Regions from separate parts of the Mus musculus genome. Here region 1 is linked to region 2. A link is a loop called in an ENCODE intact Hi-C map of the cell type or tissue named here. Cell type or tissue: heart. All regions are shown on one strand. Each heading gives the region's core, and the rest is flanking DNA. Links, peaks and the distances in the headings are about the cores only.

The links. A loop is a pair of places that touch in the nucleus more often than their neighbours do. Peaks named below come from ENCODE experiments on the same cell type or tissue, not always from the same donor. Only the 100,000 strongest peaks of a DNase experiment are listed, where the experiment ranks them.
Region 1: it touches region 2 in a loop (1.8-fold over the local background); 1 of 42 quality-filtered maps calls a loop at or near these places.

The regions. Positions count from the first base shown.
Region 1 is chr5:64,714,971-64,720,350 of GRCm38, reverse strand. LOC105244755 (a long non-coding RNA gene) reads left to right here. Exons shown (of 4, transcript XR_868443.3): 2 at 3,136-3,277. Among named protein-coding and RNA genes, the nearest start is that of Gm26761, 18 kb to the right of the region's middle. In heart, for the core only: no CTCF peak of the experiment used is centred there; no DNase peak of the experiment used is centred there.
Region 2 is chr5:64,662,721-64,668,100 of GRCm38, reverse strand. No RefSeq gene overlaps it. Among named protein-coding and RNA genes, the nearest start is that of Gm26761, 34 kb to the left of the region's middle. In heart, for the core only: a CTCF peak has its summit at 1,722; DNase peaks (open chromatin) are centred at 850, 1,710 and 2,840.

The DNA.
Region 1 (5,380 bases), core at 218-5,217, 52 kb before region 2:
GAGTGGCATTATTAGAAGGTGTGACCCTGCTGGAGTAGATGTAGCCTTGTTGGAGTAGGTGTGTCATTGTGGGTGTGGGCTTTAAGACCCTCATCCTAGCTGCCTGGAAGCCAGTCTTCTGCTAGCAGCCTTCAGAAAAAGATATAGAGCTCTCAGCTCCTCCTGTACCAGGTCTGCCTGGATGCAGCTATGTTCCCGAGTTGATGACAATGGACTGAACCTCTGAACCTGTAAGCCAGCCCCAATTAAATGTTGTCCTTTGTCTCTAACTGCATATGTATCAAAAGATGGCCTAGTCGGCCATCACTGCAAAGAGAGGCCCATTGGACTTGCAAACTTTATATGCCCCAGTACAGGGGAACCCCAGGGCCAAAAAGGGGGAGTGGGTGGGTAGGGGGTTGGGGGGGGTGGGTATGGCGGACTTTTGGGATAGCATTGAAAATGTAAACGAGGAAAATACCTAATTAAAAAAAAATGTCCTTTATAAGACTTGTCTTGGTCATGGTGTCTGCTCACAGCAGTAAAACCCAATTAAGACAATAGTTTGCAATGTTTTCTGTAAAAACAACAACCACAACAGCAAAAATGATAGATGGAAAGCACTTTTGGCAGGAGGCGATGTGCATACAAGTTTGTCAAGTTACAATAAACAGTTTCTGAACAAAGCCTGGGGACCCAAGTCAAGACAGAGGGGAGAACCAACCCCACAAAGTTGTCTTCCGGCTTCCACATGTGCACCGTGAGTCCCTCAACACTAATTATAAACTTAAATTTTTTTTAATGATTTATTTACTGATTTATTGTTTTGCCTACGTGTATGTCTGTGTGAGGATGTCAGATTCCCTGGAACTGGAGTTATAGATAGTTGTGAGCAACCATATGCGTACTGGAAATTGAGCCCTGGTCCTATGGAAGAGGAGCCAATGTTCTTGACCTCTGAGCCATGTCCCTAGCCCAGATAATAAACCTTTAAAAAAAAAAAGTCCATAGAATTCTATTTTGACTCCCTGTGTTTGCTACTTGAGCTATGTAATAGGAAACACAATTCTTTAAATGTGAGAAAGCACTGTGGGCTGAGTCTCACAGTTTTTGTACATACACTGCTCAATTGTGCAACACAATGTAAAAGCAACTGGAAGCTATGCAGTTCTAACTCCCAGAGCTGGTTTGTAAAGGTGAAAGACCCAACTTCAACACACAGGGATTTTTTTTTTAAGGCAAAGTGAAGAAGTTTGCCTGCGGGCCAGTTGGAAAGTTGCACTGTTCTGTTACAAGTATCTGTTTTACCAGTTGCATTATTGTTACAATTGAAGTATCTGTTTTCCGGTTTTTGCTCTTTGTGAACTGCTTACATTTCAAAAGCCTTCCTCTTTCTGCTGTGAAATGGAAGGTTGTGGGTAGTGAGTTCCACACTCTGGCTCTCTGGGAAATTTGCATTGCTCCTGATGATTGGACAGGATTTGCTTATTAGTATGAGTGTGAGTGTGGGTGGGGTTGTCAATCATGTTGCCTATAATGTCTTAAATACCCTCCATCAGACTTTTAAAAACAATCCCATAATGCTTTTAGAGAAAAATCAACAGAGTGTGTAGTTGGACAGTGTTCACATATTGGTAATAAAAGTAGACATTTATTTCACAGGCTCTGGAGGAGGCAACATTTTGCTCTGTTTGGGCTATGCGGCTGTGGTAGAGGTGTTAGTGTATATAATTAATCATGTTAGGCAAATGTCAACCCCATCTTGCGATAAATGTTTTGAAATGCTGCCTGTAGGATAGTGAGCAATGCAGGCACTGTGAAAGTGCCACCAAACTAAACAGAATTACCATATGCACTGGAAAATTCCACTCAAACATATGCTCAAAAACAAACAAGACAAAACAAAATCAAAAAACAAAAAACAAAACAAAACAAAACCCTAGAAGCAGACATCTGGATAGGTGTGTCTACGCAGTATTCTGAGCAGTGCTGCTCACCAACCTCTGAAGGCAGGAGCAAGCCAAGTGTCCTCTGACTGACAAATAGGGAAACAAAATATGGTGACTAATAATAATTTAAAAGCCAACCACCAGGGCTGGGGCTAGAGCTCGGAAGATGGCTCAGCAGTTAAGAGCACTGGCTGCTCTTCCAGAGGACCTGGGTTCAATTCCCAGCACCCATGTGACAGCTCACAACTGCCCAGTAACTCCTGCTCCTGAGGATCTGACACCCTCCCACAGACATGCATGCAGGCAAAACACCAAGACACATAAGATAAAAATAAATAAATTATTAAAAATCAAACTGCCTTGCCCTTCAGCAGGAATGATGATCCAGCCACCAAAAGACCTAAACTATGATCCATCACCTTTGCTATCCTTAGGTAGGAAGTCATATGTAAATTTTTCTATATCCTATTGACTCTAATACACTCATAACTTAATAAATATTATATGTAACATTTTTTTTGATACAGGGTTTCTCTGTGTAGCCTTGGCTGTCCTGGAACTCACTCTGTAGACCAGGCTGGCCTTGAACTCAGAAATTTGCCTGCCTCTGCCTCCCAAGTGCTGGGATTAAAGGTGTGCGCCACCACTCCTGGCTTATATGTAACATTTTTAACTAAACAGTGTTCCCATATTTTTGTTCTCAGAGATGGCAAGAAATGAGAAAGAAAACTTGGTTGTAAATCACATCATCCCTGAACAGAACAAAATGTCTGTGGAATGGACAGAAGTTGGATAAGAAAAAAGGAGAAAGTATGTGGGTTTGGAGCCCCACCCCCACCGCAGAACATTCCCCTTGGCTTAGAATTCCCTTCGTGTACATAGTCAATATCGCGTTCTTTATGAAACCACTCTAGGCAATACAGCAAGCTCTCAAAGAAGAATTAACAACTAGCTGGGTGTGGTGTTGAGGCTAGCCTGGTCTACATAGTGAGTTCAAGGACAGCCAAGGCTACACAGAGAAACCCTGTCTCAAACAAAACAAAACAAAACAAAACAAAAACAAAAACAAAAACAAAAACAAAAACAAAAACAAAAACAAAAAGAGTTAACAACTTCTTCCATGTTTTTAGGGCATAGCATAACTTCTCTGATAATCTTTTCATCATCATGATGGCAGTAATTGTGCCTCTTTCTCTTCTCTCCCAAGCAGAGACCACTGAGCTTAGAAGAAGCTGAGTCTCCTTGTGTCTTATCACAGCTGTAAAGAATACCTCCCACAAACAATGCAGGTGGCTTAAAACAAAGGACATAGGCTCTTCTGCAGTTCCGGGGACTATTGAAGTCTGAAGGTAAGATGTGGGCAAGGTTGGTTCCTTTGGAAGACTAAAGAGGCAAATTGTCACAGACTCCTCTCCTTGTTTTGGGTGGCTACCCCAAATCCCTTGTGTTCCTTGGCTTGTGGACATGTCCTGCCCTCTTCCTCTCTGGACAGTTTTCTCATGTCTGTCTTCTTCCCTTATCTTTAAGAACACTTGCCATTTGACTTAGGGCCCAAGCTAAGTCAGGATGACCTCATCTCACAATGCATAACTTAATTGTGTCTGTGAAAGTCCTTTGACCAAACAAGGTCACATTCCCAGATTCTGGGTGTATGTTTTACGGAAGTTCCACATTCAACCCGTACGTTCATTGTGTGTTTCTAGCTTCTTCCCCTTTCTTGTCTCTGCTGGGAGTGAGTCTGCCTATGGGAACATGCCAGAGTCTTTCTCTCAATCAGGAAGCCCGATACTTCTAGGAATCCCATCAAAGAATGGGTGAATCAGCCCAGTTCTGCCTGCAGGATTAGAACTCACAAACCTGCAATGTGCTCTTCAGTCCTAATTCTTTGGACAGGAGCAGTCTCCATTGGCTGCATGCTTTGATCTTTACTTCTCAATTGAACATTCTTCTGAGGTTAAAATGGCTATTTCTTTCTTTCTTTGAGGTGGGGGGGGGGGTCACTTGAAAATTCAATTACTTAATCTGTGGCTTGGTCTGGTGAATGTTGGAAATCCTCACCACCATACACAATGATGGAATTAACATGGCTTCCAGGTCCTTACATGGATTTGCCAATCTTTGTCTGTTTCATTTTATCTCATTGTGTTATAGTTGTCTGAAGGCCCTCCTCTCTCTCTCTCTCTCTCTCTCTCTCTCTCTCTCTCTCTCTCTCATTCGCTGTATAAAACTGTACTTCAACAACCCAAGTGTCCTGTTAGGACCTACAAGTGCAGGATGCACGAGGTGAGCCCAGCATGCCTTTCTGTGCTGTGCTTTTACTATCATTGTCCGTTTTCTTTGTTATTCTATTCACGATAGGGAAAGAAGTCTTTACCAGAAATGGGGTCCAGAGTGATGGGGTTGTTGCTGCTGCTGCTGCTGTTGTTGTTAAGACAATGTATTAAAGGCTTTTCCTACTATCAAAGGATGGTCTTGTATATTGTCCTGTGGTCTTATAATTAAGAAACTGTTTTTGCTTTTGTCCTTTTGAAAAGTTAAGACATAAGACATAAGAAAGTAAAATGCAAAGGAAGTGTAAGAAGGGGTATGAGATTCAAGTCCCTGTCAGCTTCTTTTTCCAGTTTACTTATTCTCAATTTTATGAGTATATAAATCCCCTAGCAATATATAAGATAGAGTGTATAATTTTTTATGTGAGCATGATATATAATAAATGTAATATGTAAGTATTTACATCATATGTATTACATATGTGATGTGACATCACATAAAATATATGTAAATATGTAAAATACAAATAGCTATATTTACCTTGTGTCCCTATTGAAACCTTTTACATTTATTTTACTGTGTGCAGTCCTGCCACAGTTCGCACGTGGAGGTCAGTGAACAGCTTACAATTCCCTCCTTTCCCAAGGCGACTTTGAACTCAGCTCTTTAGGGTTAGCAGCCATGGGCTGTATCCACTGAGCCGTCTCCAGCTCATAGCTACTGGTTTTTATTTAATACCATATTGGAGAACTTTTTCTCTTATCACTTTATTTTCCAAGTCATGATTTTTGGTAGAAATTTGTAGAATGTGTATTGTTAGAGACATACCATAATTCAACTGGGTGTAGAGGCTCCTGCCTGTAACTTCAGTAGTCAGAAGGCTGAGGCAGGAAGATCACTCTGAGCTACCTAGTGCAACTTTGTCTCAAAAGCCCCAGCAAACAAACAAAACCCATACCAGCAAGAGTAGAATCACCATTCAAGCATTTTTCCTGTCAGATTGTTTCAGACTGGGTTATTTTTAAATAACTTAAAAAATGCCCTTTTCAAAAATTTGTGACTGTGTCATTATTTATAGCAAAGCTAAAGGGTTGACACAGTTAAAGTCAGGATGGTGAGCGACATTGTGGGTTACAACAAAAGCCGCAGTAGGGACCAGTGGCCTCTGCCTCACCTCTTCC
Region 2 (5,380 bases), core at 232-5,231:
CTTTGAGGCTGAACCTTTGTCCCCATAGATTGGGAGACTCTGTTCTTCACTTATAGCTGCTACTGACCAGAAGAGTGGAGAAAAAGCTTTTCAGTGCAATCACTGATATTTTGAAAGAGATAATCCTTTTCATTTCAACCACCAATATAACTTTAAGAAGAGCAACTGGACTGTATATGAAAGCTTTAAACTGTTGTAATTTTACTATTAAAAAATTTCTCATTCAAAGAGATTTATTTCCCTAAACTCTGGACCACCCACTGGTGCATAGCTGTATCCTGTAAATGGGTTGGTGAGAACACAGAAGTCATGAGTAGAATTCAGTGTGGGATGACAGGTGCTCTGTGTAGGGAAAAAAAGGCTAACACTTGATAGTGTGATGGGGGAGGGGAGAGAGTGTGAACAGCAAGAACAAAGCTCATTGTAGACAAATTCATGTCCAAATACTGGCTCCACCCCTGTGTTTACAGCCTAGTTATTTCATACTTTGAGATTCTTCATCTATAAAATTAGTAAACTATCACCCACATTGTATATGTGTTCTGATGTTGGGGTGTGTGTGTGTATGTGTGTTTGGATGTTAAGTGGAAACTAGAGGCTGACAACAGAATTTCTTCCTCAGTTGCCTTAGTTTCTGCCAATGGTCTTGAAGCTTACTATTTTAGCTAGATTAGCTGGCCAGTGAGTCCTTGGGGTCCTCCCATCTCTGCTCTCCCAGCTCTGGGAGGCTACAGATGTACAGCATCACATCTGGCTCTTATCTGGTTCTGCAGAATCCAAATGACTGCAAACATAAACCAAGCACCACTTCCATGATCAAGCTTTGTCCCTCCAGGAACTGCCCTCCTCGGCCTTGTGAGTCGATGGTTCATCTTCACCCTTCCTTAGGCAAGATGAGCTGGAACGTGGCAATGCACAGCTGTGTGTGATAACCCTTCCAGAACATTCTCAGATGCATTCCCCAAGTGTTACTCAATGGGCTGGGTTAAGGGTGGGGCAGATGCTGGCAGAGGGTCACAACAAATTAAAGTGTCTTGAGAAATATATGAAAGAGGCACTCAACTGACAAGATGGTAGGTTCCAGATGTCTTGGTCTTTCCCTCCCTTCCTTCCTTCCTTTGTTCCTCCCTCCTTCTTTCCCTCCCTCCCTCCCTCCCTCCCTCCCTCCCTCCCTCCCTCCCTCCCTCCCTCCCTTCCTTCCTTCTTTCCTTCCTTCCTACCTACTTTTTTTTTAAAGACAGTGTTTCTCTGAGTAGCACTGGCTGTCTTGTAGCTTGCTCCATGGACCAGGGTGGCCTCAAACTCAGAGATCTCTACCAGGTCTTTCTTCCTGAGTGCTGGAATTAAAGATATGCCACACCATGGTCTGCATCTTGGTCTTTTCTAGAGGGTTAAATGAAGTAATATCAAGACAGGCTGTGGCATGGGTTAGAGGCATACATTTCTCAGAAAACCAATTTCTGGAAAGATGGTGCTGTGTAGTTGCAGGAAACTTAGAAGGATATGTTTTTATTGTTTCTTGAAAGAAAAAAAAAGGAGGTTATATGAGTGGAAATTTTTGGAAAGGAGTCAGGGAAGGAGAAACAGATGCAGGGTCATGACCTACCAAATAAAACTGTTATTCCAGGAACTTCAGCAGGCAAAAGCCACTCTGCATGGAGAGCACTGTGGTCCGATAGAGCCTCAGCTTCATGTGCAGGGGACCTTTCTGCCCTAGTGTCCCTGCCTGAGATTACAGGCAGAGTCTTCATAGAGGTCAGTGAGTTAAGATGAGGTCACTGAGATGGCCCTAATTCCGTTTGACTGCTGTGCTCGGAAGAAAGTTTGGATGCAGACACTCACAGAGAAGGACCTTATGGGAAAGAGAGGCTGCCACCTGCAAGCAGAGGGGGACATGGGGAGAGGATGGCCCCTGCAAGCTGAGGACAGAAAACCAGGTCTGCTGATTCCTTCATCTTGGACTTGGAACCTTCAGAACTGTAAGGAAAAAAGCCAGCTTTCCTTGATTTAAGTCCCCTACCCCACACTACCACAGCCATGTGTGGCAACCCAAGGCAAAGTACTCTAGCAACTGAGAAGAGACCAGTGGTCTGGCTCCTGCCAGTGCTTCAGTGACTGTCTCTCCCTCGGCCATTCTTTCTCATTTGTCTGCCACAAGTTCCCCAAAGTGAAAGACTTTGAAGATCTATTTATTTACTTACTCTTAGGATTGAGTTAGTGATTGATAAACAGAAGTGAGTCTTCTACAGAAAGGTGGGTCCTAGTAAGCTGTGTGAGTCCTGTACGCCCCTGAGGCAGCCTTGGAGTGGGGCTCAGCGTCCCATAGTCTTCTTTGGGTGACAAGAACCATCTAGGCTTTACAGAGGATTGGAAGGGCAGGTAGTTCCAATAGGCATCAAACAGTAAATAACTTGATGGCCAACCCTTTCAAAGACTGGTCCGTGACTGTCTCCTCCAGCAGTGAATCCTGCTACACCCCCTACCCCCCAACCCTGGCATCATTTAATTGTTTGATGTTGTCAGTTTGATGTTTGATGTTGGGTCTAGTGATTCACCTCTGCTCTGGCCTGAAAAGCTTCAATCATCCAAGAGTCCCAATCATCCTCTTGGGAGTCCCTTGGAGGCTTATTCTCCTGCTAAGGAAACTAACCCCAAATATTTACCCAGTAGAAGTTGTAAACTTTGACTTTACCTGTCAAGGTGTATCTCTGTAAGAAGCAGGGGAAGCTAGGGCTTTGCCTTGTGGGAACTGCTCCCTCTGAGATCTGAGAACAATGTCCATTCTCATTCTAAGCGAACCCCTCTTGGGACCAGGCTTCCTTGCCCTCTCAGACTTCAGACAGGCACTCCCACTTCCGGTGTGAGCAGTTCACCACCACAGCTGGCCAGGCAGGAACCCTGAGTATGAGCCCAGCCTCAGGGGGTCTTGGGGGCAGTGGAAGGGTAAAGGCTGCCAGAAAATTAATGATAAGTACCTCAAGAGAAGGGCTTACACTACACACTGGAATGTAAGCGAATTACTTCACACAACTCACTGTTGATCATTTGGTCACCAGTACCTCTAGCCAAGGATTTCTCTCATCAGCCATCACTGGCTAGATCTTCCTCCACCCATTCTCTGGCGCCCTGGACTCCTACATGACTTCTGTAAGGAGTTTGATTTCACATAGAACAATTATGAGGAATTGGTCAATGACACCATCAAACCCTCCCTAGCCTTTCCAACTACTGTCTACTGGTTAGACATTACTGACTAAGAAGCACTTAAAACTCTTAAAACTATCAATTATTCTGTTTTGTTCCTCCAGCCCCTGCCTCATATTTTGAACCTCTGTGATGAGATACATCTGTTTAGGATGTCAGGTCTGTTTGGTGAATGGACTCTTCCACCACAGTGAAATTTGTTTGCTTGTTGTTGTTCTGTCTCTAGCAATATTCTTTTCTTTGAAGTTACTTTGACATTGAAGTAGCTTTTTTTTTTAAACTAACACTGGTGTGTACTCTTCTGCCTCAGTTATGAAATGTTGGCATCTTTAGACTTCAAATGTTAACTTGTCAACAGTGTAGGTGAGTTCTATCAAGTTGTCCAAACCACACCTGTCTTTCATTTTAATCTACTTATATTAGATAAAATTATGATGGTTCAACTTAAATCTGCCATTCTAATAGTTATCCCTTGCTTTAAAAACTTCTTAATTCTCATTTTCAGCTGGAATTGACACTATGTGTGTATGTATGTATGTATGTATGTATGTATGTTTGTTTCATCCCAACTGCAACTTCCTTCCCTACTCTCCTCCCATCCCTCTCTCCCTGCCCTCTTCCCTTCCTCCCCACTCCATCCCCCTCCCTTTCTCTTCAGAAAAGGGCAGGTCTCCCATGGATATCAACCAGCCATGGCACATCAAGTCGCAGTAAGACTAGGAACCTCCTCTCCTATTAAGTCTAGAAGAGGCAACCCAATAGGAGGAAAGGGTGCCAAAGGCAGGCAACATAGTCAGAGACAGCTTCTGTTCCCATTGTTAGGAGTCCCAAAAAAAGACCAAGTTACACAATACAACATACTTGCAGAGGGCCCAGGTCTGTCCCATGCAGGCTCCCTTGTTGGCAGCTTGGTGAATTGCCAACCTTTTAACTGGTTGCTCTTTTGAACCTTTTGAACGATGCCTCTTTGTGTCATGCTTTAGGAGTCAGTCTAGGACTTAGGATCCCTGTGTTCAAGTCAAATATGTCTCTGCAAACAATGACAGCCAGGGCTTAACAATTACATGGTATCTAGCACAGCCCACCCAATGGCACATCTCCTGTTGGGCTGACAGAGTGGGTTGTTTGGGAGTGGGATTCTGATGTCACCCAGTCTCATGTGTGTCTTGGAAGGAGCTCTGATATAACTTTGATCAGATTCAAGTCACTGTCCGAGTTATATAGGTCTGAGACAAAAGGTTTCCCCGAGGCAAGTGTTGCAGCTCTAAAGGAAAGGCTTCCTCAGTGCAAGAGAGATCTAACTCAGCCCTGCTTTTCTCTAGATACAGTCTCTCTCTTAGCTGCCTCATTGTGCCCCAGGCTTCTGTGTGCTCCCCTGCCACCATGTGTTCCCTAACTAGACCTTTAGCAATCACCTTCCATGGTTTATAAATTGAGCAATAGAAGTTAAATATTTTATGTTAGTTAAATATAAATTTATAAGTGACAAATGTGTGTATTTGTGTGTGTGTTAAAATACCAGTCTTTTGTTTCTAGATGTTGTTGTATGTCCATAGATGGGTATCATCCCATTGAGAACCACTGGGTGAATCCATCTTTCCTTATTGGATGATTAGAAAAATAGTAAAAGATGGGCAGAGGGGGAAGAAATGGGACTTCTATAGACTTGTAAAGGAACTGGAGAGTTGATAGTTTTGAAGAATGAATCCAGTATATAATCTCAGAGAACATACACCCATGATAGGAAGAAGGGCTGCGGAGGGAATCAGCAGATAGCCAAGGCCTTGAATGAAGATATGGAACCTGGATTTGGCAAAGGACAATTTGTGGGAGTTAGTTCTCTTCTTCTACCAAATGCATCCCAGGAATCAACTTACCATCAGCTACCATAGTTAGCCATACCTGACTTGGACACAGAAGCTTCAAATATCTTTCTTTCTCCAGTAATTAAAATACATCAAGAGGAGCCAGCAAATGAGCAGTGGAATGAGATGCTTTCTGACATATGTTCATATATATTCATATATTTAAAGAAAAACAACACCTTAACTCGAGGAAAGTACCTCACAGTGGGAATTTCAGGTCGTGGATACCCTTGCAACCACACCCACGAAGCAACAGCCTGTTCGATTGGTGTGTTTCAGCCTGGTCTAATTATAGCAATTATGACAAATGG